Linked DNA regions of Homo sapiens: all the other regions are linked to region 4. A link is a loop called in an ENCODE intact Hi-C map of the cell type or tissue named here. Cell type or tissue: heart left ventricle. All regions are shown on one strand. Each heading gives the region's core, and the rest is flanking DNA. Links, peaks and the distances in the headings are about the cores only.

The links. Peaks named below come from ENCODE experiments on the same cell type or tissue, not always from the same donor. Only the 100,000 strongest peaks of a DNase experiment are listed, where the experiment ranks them.
Region 1: it touches region 4 in a loop (6-fold over the local background); 13 of 110 quality-filtered maps call a loop at or near these places.
Region 2: it touches region 4 in a loop (11-fold over the local background); 4 of 110 quality-filtered maps call a loop at or near these places.
Region 3: it touches region 4 in a loop (5-fold over the local background); 58 of 110 quality-filtered maps call a loop at or near these places.

Annotation. Positions count from the first base shown.
Region 1 is chr10:80,044,625-80,050,203 of GRCh38, reverse strand. TMEM254-AS1 (TMEM254 antisense RNA 1) reads left to right here. Exons shown (of 4, transcript NR_027432.1): 4 at 1,026-3,971. Among named protein-coding and RNA genes, the nearest start is that of TMEM254, 31 kb to the left of the region's middle. In heart left ventricle, for the core only: a CTCF peak has its summit at 3,138 (motif pointing right); a DNase peak (open chromatin) is centred at 3,123.
Region 2 is chr10:80,251,453-80,256,849 of GRCh38, reverse strand. LOC100130698 (a long non-coding RNA gene) reads right to left here. Exons shown (of 6, transcript NR_136612.1): 6 at 1,442-4,566. Among named protein-coding and RNA genes, the nearest start is that of MAT1A, 36 kb to the left of the region's middle. RefSeq lists enhancers at 1-498, 2,964-3,083. In heart left ventricle, for the core only: no CTCF peak of the experiment used is centred there; a DNase peak (open chromatin) is centred at 2,749.
Region 3 is chr10:79,927,053-79,932,631 of GRCh38, reverse strand. It overlaps the pseudogene BMS1P21. Among named protein-coding and RNA genes, the nearest start is that of SFTPD, 19 kb to the left of the region's middle. In heart left ventricle, for the core only: CTCF peaks have their summits at 2,825 and 3,026 (motif pointing right); a DNase peak (open chromatin) is centred at 3,051; H3K27ac peaks cover 498 bases.
Region 4 is chr10:79,559,382-79,564,960 of GRCh38, reverse strand. SFTPA2 (surfactant protein A2) reads left to right here and starts at 4,554. Exons shown (of 6, transcript NM_001098668.4): 1 at 4,554-4,597; 2 at 4,963-4,992; 3 at 5,455-5,579. The coding sequence starts at 5,478. RefSeq lists an enhancer at 2,360-2,873. In heart left ventricle, for the core only: a CTCF peak has its summit at 2,643 (motif pointing left); a DNase peak (open chromatin) is centred at 2,640; H3K4me3 peaks cover 478 bases; H3K27me3 peaks cover 722 bases.

The sequences.
Region 1 (5,579 bases), core at 260-5,259, 490 kb before region 4:
GGGTTCCTGGAGGGATCAAATATTAAAAGGCCCCCAGACATCCTTACCTGCATGGTAGGGCTCTAGGTGCGGTACCACAACAGAGCTTATTAGGATGGAGAGTCTAAAACAGTGTTGATCATTTCTCCCTCCCCTAAACCCCTAGGGATTATGGTTGGCAGGTGTAATTATCCTCTCTTTGTGGAGGAGGGAAAAAAATGAAGACTAGAGGTGTCAAATGGAATGCTTAGAGTCACGTGTAAGATGCCTTGCCAGGTTATTACAAACTCTTGCTTGTTCCTTTTTTTTTTTTTTTTTTTAGATAAAGTCTTGCTCTGTAACCCATGCCAGAGTGCAGTGGCACAATCTCATCTCACTGCAACCTCCCCCTCCTGGGTTCAAGCAATTCTCCTCCCTCAGCCACCCAAGTAGCTAGGATTGCAGGCACACACCACTATGCCCAGCTAATTTTTGTATTTTTTTTTAGTAAAGACAGGGTTTCACCAGTTGGCCAGGCTGGTCTTGAACTCCCAACCTTGTGATCCACCTGCCTCAGCCTCCCAAAGAGCTGGGATTACAGGCATGAGCCACTGTGCCCGGCCAACTCTTGCTTGTTTTATGCATAGTCTTTGAATACAGTGAATTTAAGAGTATAATTTAGAGTATATTGAATCACAAGTTTATCCTGGTAGGTCAGCGTGAGTAAAATAAATAAGTTAGGGAAAGGCTGGAAGTCTGTTCTTTCCAAATGCGGAGGATTGCAAACAGGTTGGTAGGAGATTTTGAAAGGTCCAGGTTTGCATGTACAAAAGGGCCACTGCAACTATGAGGCAGTTGAAATTTTGGGATTGTGCACAATTTATAACCTCCATAATGTGCAGCCCCACAAAGGATTGCCTTCATTCTTTGTGTCTTATTCAAGTCAGGAAACAAGCCGGTGATCATCCTGAGACTAAACTTAACTGTAAAATTCTACATTGTGGAAATGCATTGTACAATATGTCTTAACCAACAGATTGAATTAACAAACTGTTCTTTCTCTTTAGAACTGGTTTCAAAATAAAAGCCAGACCACCACTTAGAGAGAGACACAGAATGTTCACTGCCAGGGAACTGCATGATTCCTCTGCCAAAGGCCACCCATTTACAAGAATCCAGGAAAACCAGGTGGAATCTCCCAATGATGACCCTGAGCAGAACTTCTTGTACCCAGGAAGTTCTACTGGGTGGAGCTGGCCACTCTTCCGTGGAGACACAGGGGACTCCCAATTAACATGATGGCTCAAATAACTGTAGCCTTATGGATTAAAAGGAAACTAAGCTGTGATTTGGAGTATCCAGGTGATACAGAAAATGGCCCTTGTCGATGTAGATCAGCATTATTTCCTTATCCTTCTGCATCTCCTCCTCAGTATTCTGAAAGGGACAAGCCTGAGATGGGGGAAAGCCAGCATGCAAGGCCCTCCCCTTTGTGCTGTGTTCATGGTGTGCACGGAGAGAGGCAGCAGCAGGAGGAACAGAAAGGTTATTTTCTTTACTGACTCTTTCAAGGACATCAGCAGAATGGTTGGGAATGTCATCATGAGCAGCCTCAGCCTCAGAATTACCAGGAGAAGCTGGTCTTCCAGGATCAGGTTCTAATGTATATGAGTCACAGGATTTAGGGAAGCAGGCACTTTCCCTTCAGTCCCAGCAGCATGGTTGATGTTCCCAAGTAATGGAGAGTCCCTGTGCTCTCAGTTGTGGCACACACCTTTGCAAATAGTGATCAGATCTCCACAAACGCCTCTTGGGTAAGATATGCAGCAACATAGCTGGCTGCAGAGCAACCCAGTTCCCAAATCCAGCAGCTCTTGGATGAGAAGTCTGCAAGTGTTTACTGCTGGGACCAGGACTGTGTTTCTAGGAAATGGTGCTAGGCTTCAGAGAGCATCATCCACAGGTCATCCCACAACCATCCACACAGAAGCCTGAGGAAAAGGGCTCTGCAGAGCTTGCACATAAAGATGCTGAACTCAGGAAGGCTCTGTGAGCTGCTGGTCTCTTCTGGTAGGGCAGCAGTGTCCTGAGAAGGTGGAGCTAGAGTATGGAGAACAAAACTAACAAGCACCAAGGCAGCAAGCAAGGCAACCCCCAAATGACAGCAGTTGCCAAATCCAAAGCAATCTGTGCTTCAGAAGACAGAGGCTCTGCACAGTCCCTGTCTCAGACATTGTCTCCTCCTTAGAAGATACCTAACAACAGCACTGTGGGAGGCTGAGGTGGGTGGATCACCAGGTCAGGAGATCAAGACCATCCTTGATCTTTAGTAGAGACGGTGAAACACTGTCTCTACTAAAAAATACAAAAAAAAATTAGCTAGCCGTGGCGGCGGGCACCTGTAGTCTCAACTATTTGGGAGGCTGAGGCAGGAGAATGGCCTGAACCCGGGAGGCAGAGCTTGCAGTGAGCTGAGATTGCGCCACTGCACTCCAGCCTGGGCAACAGAGTGAGACTCCATCTCAAAAAAAAAAAAAAAAAAAAAAAAAAAAGATACCTAACAAGCAGTACAAGAATATGAAGGACCCCACTGCCCAGACTTTGTATGGAGGGGTGTCTAAGGTGGCTACAGCAAAGCTGTCATCTCCATCGACCGGGACAGCATCTCCAGCCATGATGTGTGGCCTGCTGGAACAGCAGCCATGTGTCCTTTCACAGACAGCCCACCAAAGCTCTGACTGTGAAGGACATCCCAACATCAGCCTAGCCTGCATACACTTAAGGCATAGAATCACCTGAGGCTTCTCCGTTGAAGACAGGGACTCCCGATGGAGTTGCAGCCCCAGCTTTGCACTGTAAAGAGCCCCAGGGGGCTTCTGTGCTAGAGCAGGTGTGCAGACCCCTCCTCACCCCCTTCACTGAGAGCTGCTGCCTGGAACCAGTGTTTTGACTGAGTCACCTCTGGACGTGGGCCCACAAGATCTGAGAGTGCCCAGACGAGAAGTTGAATGCCTTGTGTTGACCTGAGTGTTTGGAAAAAAGCCCCAAACTTTGAAACAATTTTCATAATTTTGAGCTTCAGGATGTGGAATCACTTCTCAAGTATTCTGGAGTTCTGTCCATCAGAGCGGGTCCTGCCAATGCTGCCCTGTGCAGCGCTTCAGGCTGCATCCCTCCCACTAGGGGGCGCCTTTCACATAGTGGCGCCTGCCTTCTAGAGGAGCAACATTTCCTGAACTGCAGGGTTCCCTCGGGGCTTTGTGTAAAACACATCCACTGCATAGAATTTGTGTTATTTCCATTTTGTTTTCTTGACAATATTTAATTAATTACAAAATGATGTATGTTATGATAGTTTAAGCAATACAGAGAGTAACCAAACAAAAGCTTGGTCTTTTATTCTCGCACTCTGAATTTACAGTCCTGAAAACTCTAAACTCATCATATAATCTATATTGTAAAGACTTTGATAATCCCTTCCCTTGCCTTTCCTTTCCCCATTCCCCCTTCCCCTTCCTTCTTCTACATTGTATGATGTTTTTCATATTTACATTCTAACCAATTGTGTCATGTGATACTAATTTGCAGAATAAAGCATGTTTTGCACATATTTCCAAGTCATATAACATGCAGACATACTTCATTTTGTAAATATCTTCCTTCTCTTACTATAAGATTGAGAATAGGTAAAGAGCAACTCTCCAATGCAGGTGATGAGTGTGATTTGCACTATCACTTTGGACAGCCAATTGGAATATTTATTGAAGTCATAGATGCCCAGCAATTCTGTTACTGGATGTGTCTCATAGACAAACTCTTGGACATTCTTATAGAACACTGAGCCCAAAGAAGACACATCATATAATGTAAGAAGCTAGGACAGCTTAAAAAAAAAAGGCCTAGATCTGTGTAATTGTGTGAGTGTTCTCGGACATACTGTTTGTAAAAAATCGAGTTATTGAGTAGTTTGATAATATGATAATCATGAAAATAAAGGATAAAGCAGCGAGTAATTATTATTCTTCGATATATACCTGCATTCACACATGGAAAAGATACAAAAAAATGAATGGGGTTTACATTCACTAAATTACTAAAGTTACATTTGGATAAGGAAGAAAAATGTTTTTTTCTTTAAAGTTATGAAACATACCTTGTAAAATCAAAGGCACAGCACTTTGATTCAATGAATAAAAGAGATACCACAGATTTGTCCCTCACCAGTGAGGGGTGAGGTATTCCAACCCTGCAAGCAGATGTACATGTTGAAACTATCTTCAAGAAAACAGAACCAGGGCTGGGCGTGGTGGCTCATGCCTGTAATCCTAGCACTTTGGGAGGCCAAGGTGGGTGGATCATGAAGCCAGGAGTTCGAGACCAGCCTAGCCAATATGCTGAAACCCCGTCTCTACTAAAAATACAAAAATTAGCCGGGTGTGGTGGCACGCGCCTGTAGTCCCAGCTACTCAGGAGGCCTAGGCAGGAGAATTGCTTGAACACGGGAGGCGGAGGTTGCAGTGAGCCGAGTGCACTGCACTCCAGCCTGGGCGACAGAGCGAAACTCCATCTCAAAAAGTAAATAAATAAATAATAACAATAAAATAAAAATAAATAAACTACATTTCTCTCAAAGTCAGCAGCTTGATCTATGTCCAGGAATGACCGAGCATAGCTTGGAGGTTAGAAACAAGATGGAGTCAATTTTGTCAGACTCAAATTACTGTCATAATTTTGCAAAGGTGGTTTCAGAAGGTGACCCTGTCTTTGGAGCCAAGAATGGGGAGTTAGTGCCTAGAGGCAGAATTGAGATTGGCTTGTCATTACTTGAGATTGTATTTTAGGCTCTAGAGAGAAAGGTCTGAGCCTGGTTCTGGTGGGAATGTTGGGCCTCATTCCCCGGCAGGGGCAATTGGAACTTTGAGCAAGCTGGGAGTGTGAAATGAAGCTCTAAAGACGTCCAGAGGAGATGGACGTCTTCTGGCTGAAAGAGACACTCAGATGAAGATGATGGGAGCCAAGGGGCCATGGTGGGGTGAGAGAAGAGCAGTCATGCATTCCTCTTCCCAGGAGAGGGCAGATCTAGACAAACATCCTGTTTGCACCTCTGAGCTAAGATGGCTTCTGAAACCAGAGCCGAGACACGTGGCTGGAAATCTCCTGCCAGCTGCCTGAAAGGGGCACCCTACAGAGACCACTGGCTTTGGGCTTAGAAACTACCCAACTGAGACACAGTTATTTTCAACCAGTGAGGTCTGAACCAGTTTCAATCCTCATTTGCATGTACAGACCATATTGACGTCTAGCGCAGGACCTTTCCCTATTTAAGCCAGGACCTCTTTTTGTTCTTTGGAGCTCAATTTTTGTCTTACACTGGAGCCTGTGTCTCCCCGATCCGTAGATTTTGCATTTATTTATTGTTATAGACAATAAAGCCTTTAGGCCGGGCGCAGTAGGTCATGCCTGTAATCCCAGCACTTTGGAAGGTTGAGGTGGGCAGATCACTTGAGCTCAGGAATTCGAGACCAGTCTGGACAACATAGTGAAATCCCATCTGTACAAAAAATACAAAAATTAGCGTGGTGCAGTGGTCTGAGCCTATAATCTCAGCTGCTCAGGAGGCC
Region 2 (5,397 bases), core at 370-5,369, 690 kb before region 4:
TGCGTGTCCCCATGTGATGGGCTTTCATGGCGCTGGGCCTTAAGGAGGTCACAGCCTTGGAGTGCAAGAACTCCCATGGCTCCTGAGTCCCAGGACTACCTGCCTTTGCTGTCCCCTCACCCAGGCCATCTGCCCCCCTCCACCTCCTGCAGGCTCACCCTTTTGTTCCCTGCTTTCTCTTTCTCTGCTTCTCTCTGCCTCCCTCTTTGTCCTTCCTTTCTCTCTGTGACCCTGTCCTCAACAACTCTTTCCCTACCTCTATTGTGCTGTTTCTCTGTGATTCTCTCCAGCCTCCTCTCCCTGTCTCAGTCCTCTCCATCTCTCTTGTTTCCTGTCTTCATTCCTCTCTTCTCTGTCTTTTTTTCTCTGCCTTTCCCTCCGTGTGTGGATCACTGGCCAGCTCTCTGGACATCTCCCTCCCTCCAACTCCCTTGGTTCTCACTGTGGGTCCTTCTGTCTTTGTCTCTTCCAGCTTTCCTTTTCTCCCCCTGGGCCCAAATCAACTTCTCTCCATGACTCCATCCTCCCATCTCCATCTCTCTCTCTCTCTCTCCTCACCTTCCACCTTCTCTCTCTCTCCCTTCTCTCTTTCTCTCACTGTTTCAACCCCTCTCTCTCTATCCTCCTTGTCTTTCTCCTTCTCTCTGTCCTTCCCCTCCCTCTCTCATCCCTTCTCTCTCTTCTCTCTGCCTGTCTCATCCTCTGACTGAACTCACCCCTGCGTTCTCTACTCCTCTCCAGTCCTGCTCAGTGAGCCTCTCACCACCGACCTCTGCCTATCACACAATTTAAAAATTACAGGAAGATGGTGGGGGGCACAGGACTTATGGAGAAATGTCTACACCCAGCTCAACTTCCCTTAGAGCTGCCTGGAGTTGGTTCTACCGAGGGCAGCTGGCTCAGTGGGGAATGGGCTCTGACAAACCCTGAGTCTCTGCGAGGCCCCTCACAGGCTCCACAGCCACTGCTGGGCCCCCTTCTATTCCCTGTCAGAAGTTGGCCACCTCATGGGGATGTATTACTGTCTATCTGCTCACAAGGCACCACTGGCAGTCACTAGGAGCACAGTGACTCTTTCTAGAATGAATGAGCACAACCTCCACCCGTGGCTGGATACAGGATATTCCCCCACCCCAGAAGCCCCCCTCGGACCCTTCCCAGTCAACACTACCCAAAGGGTAACCCTGCTTCTGTGTCCAGCAAGGCAGTATCTGCCTGAGTTTGAATAGTGTATGAGGAGTCACACCTGGTATACCCTGGGGTGTGAACTGGTCCTCCAGGAAGCGGACACCCAGAAAGATAGGACTGCAAATGTTTCTAAAGGGAAACACTGGAAATGAGAGAGAGAGGAGGAAGCATGGGACATGGAGCATCAAATATGGTAGAGACTTTTCCAAGATATCATGGCCCAGGAGACTCTTCAAATTTCAAAATTATCCTGTAAGGTAAAAAGATTTCGGTTTATTTCCAGGTGACCTTCTTTTGCCCAATATACATTTTGTCTTCTATGAAATATCTGTGCCCCTGCTGAATACTTCTGTGTGTGGCCATATCTGTGTCTGTATGTCATGGAGAATAATTATCCACAGATCACAGATACAAATCTCAGAGTTTAACTGTGTATGCATTTTTAGGATCTCTTCATCTCGTAAGGATCTGAATTCTAATCTTGGAGACAGGGGCTTTCCCTTATCTTTTGAAAGAGAAACTGGAAATCCCAGAGCCTGAGCTGCTACACCCTAAGGTTTATTAAATGAACTTCAATGAACACCTTTTGCTGATCTTCTGAGTGGAAATATTTTCATTTAACCAGCGGGAGGGGTGAGGCTCTACCATCTACCAGCTATTTTGCAAGATGCCTTCCTTATGAGCTTGGTCTCCCTGTCCTCACCATGACCTCATAATCGCATCATTCCCAGCTCATTTCTGAGAAAGCTGGGGCTCTGAGCTCTACTGAGAGTTGGTGTCTGGGCTTAGGCAGCAAAGACACAGGGAAGGGGAAGCATTTTGCCTGCCAAGGTTGGGAGATGCAAAGCTGAGAGTTGTGGGTGGGAAGGAGAGGGTGCAGGAGATCAGAGTAGGTCACAGCAGCTCAGGATTGGCCTTGAGTTTCCAGCCAGAGTTGGCCTCATTCTGAAGGCCAAGGCCGCAGCTCCACTGAACCAGACCCATCCTCATTGTTAGTCTCCTTAGGCCGTGAAAACTCAGGGAGACAGGTTCCCCTGACAGAACCAAGTTAAAATTTTCAGACCTCTAGGCATTCATTCACCCCGATCTAGAGCCTTCATGCACCCAGGGAAAGAATCATCTTCCTACCGATAATGGACTAAAGGCTGTAGGGCAACAAGGAAGTGCTGGGGTGGTAATTTCCTGTGCACAATGTGGTATCTGAGCTCCCATGGCAGCTCTGTGTGGCCCTCACCGCAGCCTCCATGCTCCTGCTCACGCTGCTTGCCTGGCTAGGAGCAGCCTTCCAGCTCTACCTGAGTTCAACAACCCCCCATGTCACACCTCCCTGCTTCAGCTTTCTCTTCCACAGCCTCCTGTTTACTCCCAGGAGATTCTGTCTCCTCCTTCTGCACCCTGTGTCCCTTCACTTGTGTTTCCATTGGGCTGGTCAGAAGCTCTGTGCCCTTCAGTGTGGGTCTCTCTGCTGCAGCACACAGGATGCCCTGCCAGCCAGGGATGGGTCTCATCCCTCACAGAGCTGGCCATATGGCCCAGGTTCCACACAAGCCTGCAAAACTTGTATTTCTAGCTTCTATAAATAACCTCTGGCTGGGCACAGTGGCTCACACTTGTAATCTCAGCACTTTGGGAGGCCAAAGTGGGCAGATGGCATGGCTCCAGGAGCTTGAGGCCAGCCTGAGCAACATGGTGAAACGTGGTCTCTACAAAAAGTTAAAAAATAAAAATAGCCAAGCATGGTGTTGCACACCTGTAGTCCCAGCTACTCTGGAGGCTGAGGTGGAAGGATCACCTGAGCCCTGGAGACGGAGGTTGCAGTGAGCCAGGAGTGCACCCCTGCACCCCAGCCTTGGTGACAGAGCAAGACTCTGCCCCCACCCCTTAAAATGAAAAAAAACTCTTTCCTCATCTACAGAAGATACCTTCTGCCAAGGTCATGATGAGGAAATAATGCAACTGACTTGTACTCTCAGAAACTTGAGCAAAGTGACCACATCCTCAGCCAGTGCAAAGCCCTGCAGTACAATCTGTAACATTTCTATTCATTCAGAAAGGGAAAGATGAATCCATTTTGCAACTCAGTTCATACTGTTCAGATAAATATACCAAGTAGTACATGTGGAGGTCGTGGTCGAGGTCCTACAGGCAACAATGGGTAGGGGAGCTGGTTGAGGTCCTGGAGGAGTTCAGATAGCAGAGGCCAGCCAAGTGGAGGAGGTGGCAGATGTACTAGAGGAGACCCTGGTGGAGGAAGTGGCTGAAGTCCCAGGGACCACAAATGGAGATTATTGAAGTAACCGAGGAGATTCATGTGAAGGTGGTTATTGAGGGGCCAGACGCCACCCAGGTAGAAGGGGTGGCTGAGGATCCAGAGGTTACTAAGTGGAGATGTAGTCGGAGGTCCCAGAGGCCTCACAGAACAAAAAGGTAAATGATGTCCTAGAGGAAGGCAGCTATAAAAGATGGATGAGGTCCTGGAGGGAAGACACATGCTGGACGTGGATGAGGTCTGGGAGGACCAAGAGCTGTAGGAGGTGGATGAGGTCCCGGAAGACAGACACATGTAGCATGTTGATGAGGTCCCAGAAGACTTACAGCTCCAGGAGGTGGATGAGGTCCCAGAGGACCAACAGCTGCAGGAGGTGGATGAGGTCCCAGAAGACCTACAGCTGCAGGGTGTGGATGAAGTCCCAGAGGACCAACAGCTGCAGGAGGTGAATGAGGTCCCGGAAGACCAACAGCTGCAAAAGGTGGATGAGGTCCCGGAGGACCACCAGCTGCAGGAGGTGGATGAGGTTCCGGAGGACCACCAGCTTCGAGAGGTGGATGAGGTCCCGGAGGACCGACAGCTGCAGGAGGTGAATGAGGTCCCGGAGGACTGACAGCTGCAGGAGGTGGATGAGGTCAGATGCATGCCGTGGGTCAATGAGGTCATGGAGGACCAACAGGTGCAGCAGGTGATTGAGGTCCTGGAGGATTGACAGCCGCAGGTGGTGGATGAGGTCCGGAAAGACAGGCAGCTGCAGTAGGTGGATGAGGTCCTGGAGGACTGACAGCTGCAGGAGCTGGATAAGGCCCCAGAGAACAATCGAGTGGAGGAGGTGGTTAAGTTTTCAGGGGACTCTCTAGTGCAGGAGGTGGCTGAGTTCCCAGAGGACAGTCGAGTGGAGGTGGTTGAATTCCCAGAGGACTCTCCAGTGGAGGAGTTTGTTGAGGTCCCAGAAAACCTTCAGATGGAGGGAGTGTTTGAGTTCCCAGACAACACCCAGGTAGAGGAGGCGGCTGGCAGCCCATCAATGGTCCTGAAGGGCCAGCCATGACATCGGGCAAGTAGGGCCATTCTGAGAAAGGATGAGGCTTCCCTGTAGCCACATTGACCTACAAGTCAGGAGGAGAAAATGTTTTGAAATATATGAATATGATGGACACAAAAACACCAAAACCAACACAAGCTGCACCTTATGCCTCAGGTGATAGTCCCTTGCACCTTTCCCTCCTCCAGGTTTCAAAATGGCAGCATCAATGCCATAAAGTGTCCCTTCAACTGAGTCCTTCCAACAGCAGGGGAGTGAAGAAAAGTCGTGGGGACAAACTGCTATCCCCACACGCCACTCTGTCTGCAAATGTACGCAGGCTGGGGCCTGTCCCTGGGAAGACAGAGTCATAACCCAGTAATAAAGAAGCATGTTTCTGACACAGGGGTGTCTATGTCTATCCTAATTCCTCCCTCACCATCATCACCGGAGCATGTTCCTTGCATCAGATAAACAGAGAGAAACAGAAGCATGAAAAGCCCATTGTCCACACATGAGTCACAGCTACTCTTAAGAGAATGGCCTCCAGGCTTTTCATGTGCTGTCTCTGATTCTCAGAAATCTACAAGGTCAGTGTGACCACCCTGCTCCAAATCTAAGAAAATAGAGGCTCCAGAGGAAGGAGAAATTTCACCTAGCATCACACAGCTTGCAAGAAGCAGAGTGGAAGTCGATTCCAGCTCTGCCTGCAAGACCCTCTCGTCCCCCTTCTGCTTCCCTTCTTGACAAACGGTCTTCTCTACTTTGGAAGCGCCATCCATGGGCACAAAGAGCTATGGGGAGATGGGGATTCCTGAAGAGCTACAGGGGAACTGGGAGAGGGTTTTCTGACGGAATAATCTTACCTAGAGATAGCAGTTTGGCACGGTTATCATATTTCTTTAACTTCTAGGTA
Region 3 (5,579 bases), core at 300-5,299, 370 kb before region 4:
AATGACACAGAAATAGAACAATGAAGAAGAATAGAAAGGCTAAAAATGGGCTCAAGTATGTATATATACACGTATGTGTTCTATATGCATGATAAAGAGAGAATGCCAAAATCATAGGAAAACAATGACTTACCAATGAATCATTCTGGGTTAAATAAACATTTAGAGGAAGTGTAAAATCAGATTATTTTATTACATATACAAATTAAAATTAGAAGAAAATATAAGTAACAATTTATGTAGTCTTGGAAGGAAAAAGAGCTATCTAAGAATGTTATCAGACAGGGGAACCCAAAGTGATAATATTGATATATCTGACTACATAAGAAATACGTAAAACTTTTCTACTGAAAAGTAAAACACAATGTAAAAGAAAAGTGGTTATGTATTTGCAATGTACACAACAGATAAATCAATAAGAAAATAATGAATATCTAAATAGGAAAATGGCATAAGAATGAGAAGAGGAAATTCATAAAGGAAGAAATACTAATGGCCAATAGTACTGATACGTGAAAAATGCATAATCTTAGTAGTAATTTTTAAACCTTAATGAAACAGTAATATGTATCCCAAAATCTATGAGATAGAGTTACAGCTATACTCAGAGGAAATAAGTAACTTTGCTTTCATTACTAAAATTTTAAAAATAAAAAAACATGGACTGAAAATAGTTGAACTAAGTGTTCATCTTCTTAAAACAAATTTTTAAAACAACAAAAAAAGGACAAAACAAATAAATATAAAAGTGAAATTAATGAAATATAAAACAAATGACAATAATAGAAATAAGTTGGGCATGGTGGCTCATACCTGTTATCCCAGCACTTTGGGAGGCTGATTGGGGAGGATCACTTGAGGTCAGGAGTTAAAGACCAGCCTGGACAACATACGGAGATCCTGTCTCTATAATAAATAAATAAATATTAGCCAGGTGTGGTGGCGTGCACCTGAAGTCCCAGATACTTGTGAGGCTGAGGCAGGAGGATCACTTGAGCCCAGGAAGTCGAGGCTGCAGTGAGCCATGATTGTGACACCGCACTTCAGCATGGAAGACAGAGCAAGACCCTGTGTTGACAACGACAAAAAGCAATAATAGATATGACAAATTATCTCAGAAACTAGACTTTTTAAGAGTTGAATTAGACAAATACATGTTGATAAATCTGTATAAGAAAAAAAAAAGCCAACATATGTAGTAGCGATAAGAAAGGAGCAGAGATACAAAAAAGATAAAAAGAATTTTGAGATAACATATTCACTTCCTTTTAGGCATTGATCAGAATTGAAAGCAGCAAGAACTCAGGGAATTTGGCATCCCTTCCCATCCTTCCCTTGCTTTTGCTCTGTGGCTTGGGGTCAGATTTTACACTCCTTGCCCTGAAGCTCCAGGTGGTTTACATCTCCCTGGCTGAGGAGGAAAGCGGCACTGCTTTTTATCTGATGTGGAATTTAGCTCATAATCTTGGTGCATTAGGCAAGCACGACCATATAACAGTGAGTGTGATGTTAAACCATGTCTCATCACCTTCCCCTCCATCTCAGCCATGGTTGGGAGCTTCTACCTCTGGACTCCCCAGACCCTTTTCACATAGTGAATCCAAAATGTTCATGACCTTTTCTGATTCCTGCCCTTGGGGTGCTTGGGAACCAGATCCCATCAGTGTAGGAGAGATGACCACCCAGGAACTGCTTGCAGACAGCACAGGAAAGGGTCAGCACTGCTGGGCAAGGTGAGGTCTCCAGAGGATGCTCTCACTGGGGAAAAGGGTCTCACATGCAACTCGGCATATGGCTTTTGGTGGTACTTCTGTAATTGTCAAGGTCATAGATTCTCATGGGGATAGGAAGCTGGACACATCAGGAGCTCTGGGCAGGGCTGGAGGGCTGGACAATGAGTCTTTTTCCCCACACCATCTCACATCCCTTGGTAATGACTGTGGGGTTAAATGGCTTTCAGGATCTTTTCCAGGCTGTGTAGGAGATCGTTGATTAGTTGCATCTGGCACAGATATCGGGGAGGAGAGGGTAAGTATGTGTGCTAATGTTTGTCATCCTTGGCTTAAGAGGGCACTGCCCTGCAGGTCCATAGGGTACCCAACAAGGGGGTTGCCCCCAGCTTCATCATGCACCCAGTGAAGGCACCTTCAGGGACTTCTGCAAGAATCCTGTGCTTCCACCAGCTGACTTCCCAGGAAGCCCAAGAACAAGAAACAAGAACAGTGTAGAAGCTGGCGGAACAACAATGTCATTTCCATTTGAGATCCCCTAGGAGATCCCCACCATCCATCTGTGCACCGGACCCTCTGCTGGTGGCCTGATGGGTCCCAGGCAGAGTCCCTAAACTGTCCTGAGTTACAGGTTCCCAGCCTGAACCCCTTTGTCCTTTTGAAATGACGCGAGGTCATCACACGAAAATCACAAGCATATACTTAGTAGTGTTCTCCAAAAGAACCTGATTCAGAGAAAAGTCCAGATTCTTTCCCTGCTGATGCTGAGGAAAGAAAAAAGTGACTGCATTTGAGAGAGATACCCAAAAAGTCCGCAAAGGGAACCCAGAGAGAAGCCCACAAATCCAGCCCCGACAGGGCTCGGGCAAGAGCAGCAGCAAAGTCCTGTCTTGAGGGGATTCTGAAATTGCCTCGGCCACAGAGACCTGTGGAGGGGCAGGCAAGGAGAGTGTGGGGGTGGCCTGTGGGTCCTGCCCTAAAGAGATCACATTCTAGGCTTGGAAAGGAGACAGATGTATAGACAAGGAGCAGAGCATCCCGCCAGTCCCCGGGGCTTGCTGTGCACTGAGGGCTGTCGGGATCCAGCATGCTGAAGACCTGCGGTCACGCAGTAGGAGCGTGCGTCTGGCCCTGGCCCTGCAGGGTGGGGGCACAACCCCAGTGAGCAAAGCAACCAGGACAATCGTCGAGAGGAGGAAAGCGGGAGCATCCGAAGTTGCAGACAAGGTGCTCATGTGATCCCACCACTCACCTGGCTGGGCTTGAGTCTCTCTGGGTTTGCTGGCCTTGTCTTGGAGGCAACCAGCAGGGGGCAGCACGAGGCCACAGCACCAGCTGCACATGGCCACTGCTGCCGGGGCCAGGGATACTCAATTATCAGAGAAAGGAGGCTGTGTCCGTAACCATATTCCAAAATGAGTTTTGCTGTTTCTCTCTTGGATCCAGCTTAGAGCTGAGTTAAGCTCCAGAGAAGGGAATTGGGTCACACATTTTGGTGGAGGACTCAGATTCATTCATTCATTATTCATTCACTTATTCATTCAACAGTTATTGAGTGTGTATGTGGTTCCCAGCCCTTTTCAAGGCAGTGGGACTGCAGAAGTGAGTGATATGGTCTTGTACTAATAACAACAGCAGGGACTAATGTTTGCATGGCATTTATTGCAGGCCAGTGCTGTCCTAATTGCCTTGCTTATATCAGTTCATCTATTCCTTCAACAACCCTCTGAGGTGGACACTGTCATGATCCCAATTTTACCAAGACGGGAACTAACACACAGAGAGTGTATTATGTGACTTGCCCAGGTCACACAGGTGCAAACTGGTAGAACCAGGATTTGAATCCAGGCAGTCTGACTCCAGAATCCTTACTCTTTTTATTTTTATTTTTATTTTTATTATTTTATTTTATTTTTTTTTGAGACAGAGTCTCACTCCATTGCCCTGACTGGGGCACAATGGCACGATCTCTGCTCACTGCAACCTCTGCTTCCTGGGCTCAAATAATCCTCCTGCCTCAGCCTCCTGAGTAGGTGGGATTACAGTCATGCGCCAACATGCCCGCCTAATTTTTTGTATTTTTAGAGGTGGGGTTTGGCTGTGTTGCCCAGGCTGGTCTTGAACTCCTGAGCTCAGATGATCTGCCCCCTTCAGCCTCCCAAAGTGCTGGGGTTACAGGCGTGAGCCACTGACCCCAGCTAGATTCCTTATTCTTAATGACTTTGCAACACTGACATAACTTAAGCAGATAGCCAAGATGATATCAGATAACCATAATTCTTAGAAGAAAATAAAATGGAGTGTTGTAATGGTGACTGGGGTTGGAGCAACCTTAGCTTCAGTGGTCAGGTAGGGACTCGGGTGGTGGGGGGAATGGTGACATACAATCCAAGACCTGGCAGGGGAAGAGGATCATATTAGTGCTCAATCTCTGTGGACCCCCCGGTGTCCTAGAACACAGCTTAGGACCCCTTACAGAGGACCTTTTGTCCATGACCAAGCACCTCAACTCCTCACCCAGAGTCTCCGGGGTCAGCCCGAGCCAATGTTCTTCAGTGGGGAGTAGGCAGAGGTAAACCTGGAGACAGGCTGGGGAGGTAGGGGCTGAGCCCCCGCCAGTGGCAGGATGCTGAGAACATCAAGCACTGGGTTCTGGTTTCCATACTGGATTGCTGGTTTCCATACAAGCACTCAACACACACTCACACATGTACAACAATACACACAAACAGCCCCAAGCCCATGTGCACACAATTCCCCCCTCAAGGTCTCACGCATCCAGTGCCTCACGTGCTCTGAAGCTCCTCAGAGCTGTCTCAACCTCAGACCTCCTCCCTAAAGTCACAGGAAGCAGTGAAACCCTGGAAATAGGGAAGGTTTAGGTCTGCAGTTGGTTTTCACTAGCGGGGCGCTGGTCCGTTGAGGGAGATTATTTGGGGTCTGACACTATACAGTTAAGCAGCACTCCCTTCACCTCATGAGGGGCCTGTAAGGAATGGGAAAATGCTGGCTTCCAGGCTCCAGGGCTGCACTGTACGGTGAGAGGCAGGCAGAAAGCCACTGTGGTGTCTGCATTTCTTGGGGCAGTGGTTTCAAAACTGGCCAAACATCCGGTTCACCTGAGGAACCCATGAAGATGACAGATTTCTGAGGTTTTCACTCACTGGGTCCAGAATGAGGCCAAGAGCCTATGATTTTGTCAAGCATTCCAGTCAATTCTGCTGGTCACTACTCAGAAGAGAGGTACAAGGTGGCACAAGCATAAGCCAGGGCAGGGCAGGCTGGGCTGTGGGTTGGCAATGGCTAGCCTCACCCAAGGCATTTGCTTGGTTAATGAATGGCTGCTTGCCCCCAGCTTTTTTGAAACATACACCTGTGTTTGCTGGACAAACCACAGGTTCATAGTTGGGGACACTGTCTATTCCTCACACAGTGGCCACCAGGGTTGTAAGCACCCTTTCCCAGATGGCCCACTGCCCTGATCTCCTCCCCTCTTCCCAGCAGCCCATCAGCCACTCAGGGTTACCAGGACAACATCGTTTTATAAAATCTACTTCCCGGCATCTCCAGCCCAGGCCCTCTGATAGCAACCAATCCCTTTCCAGAATGGAAAAACCCTGAGCTTTGGCAGGCTCAAAAGCACAGACCAGTTACATAATGACAAGCAAACAGCCTTCCAGGTCAGAGGCTCTGCTGTGACACAGAGGGCAAGTCCAGGGACTGACTGTGACCCCTGGCACTGGTCCCCCTCTGACAGCCACAGAGAAGGGAGGCTGGCTGGCACCAGCAGGAAGAAGATTTGAAAGATATGAACACTGGGCCCTCAGCTGGTACCCCATTCCCCATCTT
Region 4 (5,579 bases), core at 258-5,257:
TAAAAAATTATCCGGGCATGGTGGTCTATGCCTATAGTGTCAGCTACTCAGGAGGCTGAGTTGGGAGGATTGCTTGAGTCCAGGAGGTGAAGGCTGCAGTGAGCTGAGATTGTGTCACTGCGCTCTGTCCTGGGTGACAGAGCAAGACCCTGTCTAAAATAAAATAATAGATATAATATAAAAATAAGAATTCTCAATACTACTACTCCTAAGGAAAATGTCAATCAAACCACAATGAGATATCTCACCCCAGGTAGACTGGCTCTTATTAATAAGACAATAACTAATAAATACTGGCAAGGATGCAGAGAAAAGTGAACTCTTATACACTGTTGGTGGAAATGTAAAGCAGTACAGTTATTATGGAAAACAGAGGGGAGATTCCTCCAAAAAACAAAAAATAGAACGACCATATGATCTAACAATTCCACTACTCAGTATTCATAGGAATATATTCAAAGGAAAGGAACTCAGTATGTTGAAGAAGTATCTGCACTCCCATGTTTATTGTAGTACTATTCACAATAGCCAAATGTGGAATCAAATTAAGTGTCTACCAATGGATGGATGGATAAAGAAAATGCGATAACTATACACCATGAAATACTGTCCGGCCCTAAGAAAGAATGAAATCCTGTCATTCATGGCAACATGGATGAGCCATTATGTTAAATGAAATAAAGCCAGGAAGAGAAAGTTAAACACAGCATCTTCTCACACATATGTGGAAGCTAAAAATAAAGTTAATCTCACAGACGTAAACAGTAGAACAGAGCATACTAGAGGCTGGGAAAACCAGGAGAATGAAGGATGGGGAGAGCTTGGTCAATGGACAAAAGATCATAGCTAGACAAGAGCAATGAGTTCTAGCCTTCTAGAGCACTGGAGGGTGACCATAGTGAACAATAACTCATTATATACATTCAAAGAGGTAAAAGAGAAGACTGTGAATGTTCTTATCACTAAATATTGATACACTTTTGGGGTGATGGGTATACAACTTACCCTGATTTGATCATTGATTATTGCATACATGTATCAAAATAGCTCACTATATCCCATGTATATATAAAATTATGTGTCCATTAAAAATAAGAAATTTTTTAAAATTAAAAAGAGTAAAGAATAAGTCACCCAAATTAAAAACAAGCAAACCCCAAGAAAAGACTATAGTTAACAATTATATCCCTGTGTGTCAATCTGAAAATATGGCTGGGGTATGTAAGAGAAAACACTTATTGTAGAAGAGTATCTGCAGTATGGTCTTATTGATGCAAAGTCAGTGTGTGTGTGTGCGTGTGTGTGTGTGTGTGTGTATGTGCACGTGTGTTTTCCTGAGCCTATTTCATTGGAGATAGTTGCTGCCATCTGCCAGTTTCAATTCCTCCAAGGCGCAGAATGGGAAAAACTGTCTCCCTCACCTCAAAGCCTTAATAAAACATGACGTGTTTCTCTGGGGTTTGGAAGACTCAAAATGCTCAGGGTAGTGAGGTGAGAGGGCTGTGTTGATGAAAATTAAAATTTGTCATTTCTAGGTCATAGAAAGATTTATTGTGTTATGCTTTTTAAGAATGCAGTGACATTTATTAGATGTGCCAATGTAATATAGATATGTGTGTAAATATACAGCACACAATATATGTGTGTACATATATTTATAATACATACACACATAATTGCTTAGTATGCTGGCTGCATCAAGGAAAAGAAGCGTCAACTTCCATTCCCTTAATGTGGCTGAGCTGCCCCTTAGATTCTGACAGTAGAAGTGATCTTGAAATATATCCATAATTAGTAAATCTATTTATGCATCTCTTTGTCTCCAGGTACAGGTAGATTAAGCACATCCCTCTGACTCTGGGAAGGTTCTAGCAGAGGACTGAGCTGGAAAGAGGATTTCTGGGTAATTTTGGCAATCCATGTAACCCCTGTCAGCCTCAGTTGACTGAAGTATGGAATGGGGATTTACTTACTCTCTGTACGCCTCATAGAGTGCTGCAATGATCCAAAACGACGGGAAAGCTCTAGCAGCCACAGACAGCCTCTTCCCACTGCTAGCACCCAGTGCAGCTGGAGAAAGGGGAAGGAAAGAGTCCCTTGAGCACTGAGAGAGAGGTCTCGAATCTGCAGAGACCCCCGTGGGCTGTTCTTAGGGCGGTGCATGGCTCCCACTCTGTGCCCCTTCAGTCTTAAAAAGCGTCGTCTTCCTGGTTTCAGTCACACTGGGTGAGGAGGGGGTCCTGCCACAGGGAGTGGGACTCGGAGTGCAGTGAGACTGTGGACTCTGAGGTGGCTTCGCGTGGGCACCCAGGGCCTGGCAGTGTGAAGAGGATGTCCCCGCAGAGGGAGGTGGCCCAGCATGGGGGTTGAAGCCCCTAGGAGAGTGAGAAGGGCACTGAAGGAGAGCGGACCGGCCAGGGCAATGGGGCCTGAGCAGGGGGAGGAGGCTGTGGACGCGGCAGAGTGGCCTGGCTTGGACACTCGGAACTCAGCAGGGACTGCAGCAATTCTTAGTGCTAAGAATGACAAGCTTGTGTTTCTTAACTACATTCTTTAGATTTGCTGGTGCCATGTGCTGGTAAACTGTACCTGTCTCAACATCAAACTCGGATAGTGTCCCTTGCAGCACGCAGGCGAGTGCATGGTTCCCCCTGGCGGTCGGTGGCAAGCCTCACTCACGAGTCCACATTGCTACAAATCAATCAAAGGGCAACAAAGAGCGTGATGAGGGATGGGATCTTTACAATAGTCCCAAAGTGCGTCCCCACAACATAGTCACTGATTAAAATCAGAAAAAGAATAAATTTGCAGTGGCAAATTGTGACACCCACCACCTTAATTAAATGATCAACACGAACATCATCAGTCTTGGGGCAAACTAAAGTCACATGCTGCCGGGTAGAATGGGAGAAGAGCGCAGCCGGGTGTCGATGGTATTTCTGCCGAAGTTACAGAACCTGAATCTAACTGTAAGGCAATACAAACAAACAAACAAACAAAGTGAGGGGTATTTTACACAGTAACTCCCCTGTGATCTTCACACTGTGTTCAGGTCATGAAGGTGAAGGGAAGACAGAGGGACTTTGTGGGTTTCAGGACCCTGGAGAAGCGTGACAACCGAATAAGGCACATGGCTCAGAAACGGATCCTTTGCTATAAAGGACACTATTGGGGCATTGTGTACATTTTGCATAGGGCCTGAAGGCTATTTGGAGTTATTGTATCCGTGTTTATTTCTTGATTACGGTTATAATGCAAAAATGCCTTTGCGTGAAAAACACATTAAAGTATTGGGGTGTTGGGGTTTCATGTTGACAACCTACTCTCATAGGTTCAGGGGAAAAAAAAGTCGTACGATACTGGCAATTTTTCTGTAATTTTGATGTTGTTTCAGAATAATAAAATGAAAAATGAAACTGACCAAGGCCACCTGGTTAATAAGTGACAGCTCTGGGTCAAAACTCAGGTGTGCCTTTCCCCTAAAGCCATGCCCTGCCCTGCCAACCACAAGGCCCTGCACATCCAAGTTGGCCTCTGTTCCTGCTCATCACCTGCAAAACAGCCCTGCCTCCCCACAGCCAAGTTGCTGGAGCTTCGCCCCACCTGCCCCCAACCTGCACTGGCCTGACTCCCCCATTCCACACCTGGCCCAGCACCCACCACATGGTGTGGCAGACAGCACTGGGGCAGCTGAAAGACTCCATGCTACAAATTGGCACTGCCCAGCTTCCTGCTCCTGGGAGTGGGGTCCGTTGTCTGAGCTTCCGCTCCCTGGAAGAGCTCCAAACTCCTCAATGGTTTGGGATTTTTCAAACCAATTCCAAATAAGCCAGGGGAGATTTTCCTGTCTGGGTTCCCATCATTACCACCTCCACAGTTGGAGATTCCCTCCTAATCCAGATGCTCAAACCAGGACCCTAACAACTAGGGCTTCATATATCACTGGGACACTTAGCATAATCACCATTGCAGGTTGCCAGACATCACCCAAAGTGATGTTCTACCAAAGACAGAAACTGCAGCTCTCCCATGACCTTCCAGGTGCTGCCCTGACTCCTCCAGCTGAACCTGCTAGGGCAGAGGGAAGTGGAACGTGCAGCATATTTGCCTGCCACTCTGTCCATGTGCCCACCAACTCGGCTGCAGGCTCCAGAGACACTGGCTGGGGGTCCTGGGGCTCAGAGCTGAGCAAGGTTACAGGGCAGACAGGTTGGCCTGGATCAACCTGACCAACCTCAGCTGAAGCAGTGACTTCTTCATTGTCTGAAACTAAACCAGGAACCCAGTGGAGCTCCCTGAGTGCAGAGTGGGTGACCTTAGCCAGTGAGGCATTTCTCTTCTTACAGACCTGGTATTTTTCTTTACCAGGTTCTGTGCTCCCCTCAAGGGTCCTAAGTATTCCTGCAGCCTGAGTGTTCTGCAGGGAAATGTGCTGTGTAAACACTATGCCTATTTCCTGCTTGGAGAACAGGTTTTGTGGTAGAGCTCTCAGGGGTGGGGAAGAAGCCTGGCAGCCCACATGCTATAAATTCTGTTGTCCACCTTTATGCTCTAACTTGGAGGCAGAGACCCAAGCAGCTGGAGGCTCTGTGTGTGGGTGAGTTTAGCCACATCCCCTAGGTGTTCTCCAGCTTGAGGATCGCAGGCAGAGAGGACCAGCCCAGCAGCCACAGGCCTGACCAAGGCCCAGGTTGGGAAGGAGGGCAACTCCCCATTTTCCACTGGGAGGTGTTTCACAGCATGGTCAACATGGATGACCTACAAAGACCCTCATGCTTTGATATCTTCCTTGGCCAGATCCATCCCTACCAGGGACTCAGCAGGGCCTAAGCAGGGGGAGTGGGAGAACAGACCCCAAGAGGAAGGAAGACCTCATCACTGACTGTGAGAGGGTCATCACCCCCCGATGATCACCTTGAAGGGTCCAGGCTGTGGGCCCTATTCATCTCTTTTCATTCTCAGGTCGCTGATTTCTTGGAGCCTGAAAAGAAGGTAACTGGGCATATGAGGGACAGATGGAGTGAGTCAGTGAGTGAGTGACCTCATCCTTCCTTCTAACAGCCTGGGAGGGACAGGGCAGGTTTTCTGCAGAGCATGGAAGATTCAGCTGAAATCAGAGAGGTGAAGCCAGTTTCCCAGGGTAACATAGTGAGGCACTGAAAGAAAGGAGACTGCACTGGAGCCCAGGTCCCTGGGCTCCCCAGAGCTCCTTACTCTTCCTCCTCCTCAGCAGTCTTGAGACCCCACAACCTCCAGCCGGAGGCCTGAAGCATGAGGCCATGCCAGGTGCCAGGTGATGCTTGGAATTTTCCCGGGTGCTTCGGGTCTTCCCAGCACTCTGGTCTCGCCCGCCCTGCCTCTCGGGCTCTGCCCAGCTTCCTGAGTCCTGACAGAGCACAGTGGGGGAGATGTTGGCAGAGGTGGCAGATGGGCTCACGGCCATCCCTCCGGCAGGAGCAGCGACTGGACCCAGAGCCATGTGGCTGTGCCCTCTGGCCCTCACCCTCATCTTGATGGCAGCCTCTGGTGCTGCGTGCGAAGTGAAGGACGTTTGTGTTGGAAGCCCTGGTATCCCCGGC